Linked DNA regions of Mus musculus: region 2 is linked to region 1. The links are chromatin loops, found by intact Hi-C in ENCODE. Cell type or tissue: gastrocnemius. All regions are shown on one strand.

Region 1 (2,500 bases):
ATACAAAACCAGTAGCCCTGACTTTTCCTTTAAAGTTGCAATGTAACGATTTGTTTAAGAGACCTTCCTTTGGGCTTCTAGAATTTTTAAACCCATTATAGTTTAACAGACAACAAAACAATATGGTTTTCCTATGGGATGTCAAAAGTAGACTAAACGGAACTGATGTCAAAGTGATCCGGTCCTACAATTTTATAATCTTAAGAATTGTTAACAAAACAAGAGCCGCCCCTCGTCCACGTTTCACCTGTCTGGTGATTCCTGAACAGGGTGAGACAGAAAACTAAACAGAACCAGCTTTCTGGAAGGCCGAGTGAAGTAGTGCAGCTCAATGAATGCTCATTAATGCCGAGGGGGACACTCATAAGATAAAGATGTGGCCAGGCTTGCCAATGGCCAGAGGTGGCATTGTAACAGTGCCACTGCAGTGAGTTTTAAAAACATCGAAGCCATGGAAAGAGGACCCAAGTGCATATAATTAAACATGCGTGACTAAAGAAAATAGAATTTTTTGCAAACTTATGGCATTCCTCCTTGCTTTCATCCCTGTACTTCAGCTTACCTATAGCATGATGAAGCTTAACATTGTTACAATGCAGTAAGGCATAGAGGTAGAGAAAGTAGCAGAGAAACGAGACGTTTAAGGATTCTTAAACTTAGCATAATATTGAAATGCTTATAGAGTAGTTAAACGAACAATCTGCAACTAACTAAAAATGTAAAGTTTTGCTCATATTTACATCTAAGATTTAATAAATTATACTTGACAGCATTTTGAGTAATGACCTCTTTAAATTAAAGCAGCAATCCTCAAGGCATTTTTGCCACAGTGAACTGAACTCCTGAGTTTAGCATTTGTTTAGAGTGGCAGAAATAAGAGGCGTTGGCCCTTATTGTCCGGATGTCTTCTGTCTCACCAACCCTCACTTTTAATAAAACTTAGAAAGTGCTTATCTCCAGATTTTATTTAAACAGTGCTTTTCTTGAAATTACAATAAAAGCCATATGCTATTTTTTAACATTGAAAATAACTTAAAACCCTTCACTTAGTGAAACACAACTACAAATAAATTTAATTCAGAAAGGCATCATTTATTTTATAAAATCATTATATATTGAACATTAATATTTAAATATTAAACAATTAAAAGAACAAAAATTTTCTTATACTGGTTTTTGTATATGCTGGCCTAGTAGAACATTGGAACAGTCTGGATTTTTAATCAAATTGTCTATAGTAGTTATTAATCCTCTCTGAATCACTATATCTCATTAAAAGAAACTAAGTACACTTTCCCTAAAAATAAAGTCTGAGACGTCCCTGGAAGTTCCAAGAGCTTTGATGAACTTTCTTCTGCCCATCGTGTGTTGCAGTTCTCCGAGTGGACAGCAGGAGGTGCTGTGTGAACACCGAGCCTGTCATCTGGAGCCCAGCTCCCTCCAGTTTTCTGTGTGCAGTGAATAGTGAGACGCTTTCAAAATATTCATTTATCAGCGGCCGGTGGCCTGAGATAATGAGCCAAATTCTAAAATGGAACCTCCAAGTTTACAATGTAAACCCCACCCTTATTTAACACAAAGGTTGGCTTCTCTTAAGTGTTATGTTGGAAGATTTTTTTTTTAATGGTACAACCTTTTTTTTTTGTAATTATCCAAACTGCAACATTCTGGTTACAATATAAATCCTTTTTTAAGTCAATCAAATGTCCCAAAACTAATTACAAAACCATATGTCTTTACCTTCACACATACATGTGTGTGTGTATAAATAAACATACAACTATAGAATAAATGCACAGAGATTAAAAGGTAAAATCTAATTTAATTTAGTCAAATACATTAATTCAACTATACTCTGGATCCTGAAATACACAAGTTAAATAAGTATAATGGAATTAAGTTCTCTTGAGGAGAAGTTAGTTCACGATTCATTTCTGTAGAATCTGATTTGCTTTTAGACCCATTTCTACAATAGTGAGGTGAGTTTACACCAGAGGAAAAATGAGGAGTCTCAGCCTTCAGAGGAGTGCAGATGAATTCATTTCCTTCGTTGGTGTTACTGACTCTGGAATAACCATGTAAGGATCTGCTTTTCCTCTGCAGAGTGAGCAGTGAGGAAAGATGAGGCAGATGACACTCCATACCAAAAGACAGACACAATCAGCCCCTTTCTTGCTGCCTTTGAGATTCCAGAGCATTTTTGGCTCCCTTAGAGGCGCTGAGCTCACAAAACATGTCACGGTTCTTTTATGACACAATGCCAATCATTGCGTCTATAGAACCAAATACATCTGAAAAAATATATATAATACAGTACTTTTTAAAAAGGGATGGCTTACCTGCTTGTAATAATATTTTTGCAGACTTTAACCGTTGATACAAGGCCCCAAGAACTCCTTGCCCGTGCATCTTAGCCCCCAAGGGTCTGAAACCTTCTCCCTTAGAGACCCAAAGTGGTCCCCTCAAAGGACTGATGGAATTTTGCAGGCATTTTTCAAGC
Region 2 (2,500 bases), 610 kb after region 1:
TAATAGTGACTGGCATTGGACCTACTCTTCACTTGCTGCAATCAGCATGCTCTAGGGGAGATAGTACAGGCTTGTTTCTAATTGACACCAGGCCCCTCTCACAACACCAGCAAAACAAGGTGACTTTACTCTGGAATCCTTCTTATTCTTGAAACTCCTTGGGCTTCTTAAATTGATAGTAGAAAAACTTAACTATAAAGTATTGAGATGAGATTAAATTAATTATAAAGACGGGTTTTTTTTTTTTTTAAGAACCAATTCTTGACCTACTAGAGTAGTGAGACTTAAAATAAAAACAAACAATCAGAAAAACAACCAAAGGAACAACAACAATAACAAAACCCAGCAGGGCTGGGGGAATGGCTCAGTCAGTAAAGTGCTTACCATATAGACATGAAGGCCTGAATTTAATTCCCATAACCCATGTAACAAACAAACAAACAAGCAAGCAAGCAAACAAGTAAAACCCACCATGTGTCAGGAATCTCAGTAGCACAGAGCCAGGAATCTCTGGGTCTCACTGACCAGCTACTGTAGCCAAATTATTAAGCTCCAGGCCCTGGAATACAATGCTTAGTGATAGAGGAAGACACCCATCAACCTCTGATCTTACAAGCACACACACACATGTTCCCCCACGCAACATATATCCAAACATACATGAACACATACACCACACACAAAACCAAATATAAAACAGCCACAGAAACTCAAATCAGTAAGGGCTAACCTAAAGACATTTGAGAAACCCGTCCACTCTGTTCAGTTTTGACTCTTGGCAAGGAAACTATCAAGGATGCTCAAACCTCCTATAACCATCATACAAATATAGAATGTTGCTGGCGCATGGTTCCTAGAAGTACGCTGATAATAGCTTTGAGAATGAGAAAGGTATTTGAATGCAGAGAGAATCCTGTCTTTGCAGATGGTTTTCCAAACCTGAGCAAGTCAAGGAGAGAAAGGTGCTGCCCTCTGTTGGACACACAGCAAAATTGGCCACAAGCTTAGAACACTGAGTTCCACCTTCCTGTGTCTACCAGTAGTTCCTCCCAGATCTTCTAACGACGGTGGCACATGTTTCTCACTTAAGTGGCCCAGCAAAACTAGAAATGAGGAAAATGTTAGAGATGCTTACGTAGATGGTCTTTACAACAGCCACATATAGGTTCTTAGTTTTAGCAAGAAGAAAAGTGTCACAATCCTATGAAGCAGAGACACTGAAGAGAAACATTTGTACATGTGTAAGCCAGAATAGGAACACAGCTCATTTTTTCCGAAGTTTCCCAACACAGAAACAGCTTGCATGACCTCCTGCAGATGCTGTGTCTCTTGTCACCAACATTCATGTGCTGGAGCTTTAAAGACTCAGTCCAGTTGCCACTGTCTCCAAGAGGATGGTCACCTATCAAGGTTAAGTGATGTTCTTCCTACAGATACCCAGGGCTTATTTTCTTCTTCTGTTCATATCACCCAAGGAACATAAAACAAAGCAAAGCTGGCCTTGGGCTCTCCCAGAGGAATGCACACACTGGCAGGAAGCTGCAGAGGGATGCACACACTGGCAGGAAGCTGCAGAGGAATGCACACACTGGCAGGAAGTTGCAGAGGGATGCACACACTGGCAGGAAGCTGCAGAGGAATGCACACACTGGCAGGAAGCTGCAGAGGGATGCACACACTGGCAGGAAGCTGCAGAGGAATGCACACACTGGCAGGAAGCTGCAGAGGGATGCACACACTGGCAGGAAGCTGCAGAGGGATGCACACACTGGCAGGAAGCTGCAGAGGAATGCACACACTGGCAGGAAGCTGCAGAGGGATGCACACACTGGCAGGAAGCTGCAGAGGGATGCACACACTGGCAGGAAGCTGCAAAGGGATGCACACACTGGCAGGAAGCTGCAGAGGGATGCACACACTGGCAGGAAGCTGCAGAGGGATGCACACACTGGCAGGAAGCTGCAGAGGGATGCACACACTGGCGGGAAGCTGCAGAGGGATGCACACACTGGCAGGAAGCTGCAGAGGGATGCACACACTGGCAGGAAGCTGCAGAATGGGAACTCCAGGCAGAGCAGAGGCTATATTTATTTGAGCTCAGGCAGCCAGAGAAACTCGGTTCAAAAAGAGGGCTCAGCTCCGTTTTGCTTCAGCTTCTTTAAAAATTGAACCATCATTCCCCCTACACATGTTATCATTCGGGGCTTCCTTTAAAAATATTTTGAAAGGCGTGGAAATAGAGAAAAGGGGAGAGAGTGAGAAAGGATTGCAGGGAAGAAAACCCGAGTGTGTGTGACGGTCTTGACATTTTAGTCAACAGCGGGGAAGGAAGCCCATCACATAGACTCTGTAAGTCTACTTATGGAAATCTATTCAAAGAAAATGCCCAAATTTAGCTAAAAAGAGAGGTTCACTGCTTGAAATAGCAACAAATTAGAGACAACTGTATATCCTGAATATTCTGAGTGGCTGGAATGAACGTCAGTGCCCGAGGGAGCAC

What was found. A loop is a pair of places that touch in the nucleus more often than their neighbours do. Peaks named below come from ENCODE experiments on the same cell type or tissue, not always from the same donor. Only the 100,000 strongest peaks of a DNase experiment are listed, where the experiment ranks them.
Region 2: it touches region 1 in a loop (13-fold over the local background); 13 of 42 quality-filtered maps call a loop at or near these places.

What each region holds. Positions count from the first base shown.
Region 1 is chr2:106,081,080-106,083,579 of GRCm38, reverse strand. It overlaps Dcdc5 (doublecortin domain containing 5), which reads right to left. Exons shown (of 24, transcript NM_177844.2): 1 at 2,340-2,500. Among named protein-coding and RNA genes, the nearest start is that of Dcdc5, 1.3 kb to the right of the region's middle. In gastrocnemius, no CTCF peak of the experiment used is centred here; DNase peaks (open chromatin) are centred at 361 and 1,395.
Region 2 is chr2:105,467,618-105,470,117 of GRCm38, reverse strand. No RefSeq gene overlaps it. Among named protein-coding and RNA genes, the nearest start is that of 4930527A07Rik, 7.6 kb to the left of the region's middle. In gastrocnemius, a CTCF peak has its summit at 957 (motif pointing left); a DNase peak (open chromatin) is centred at 967.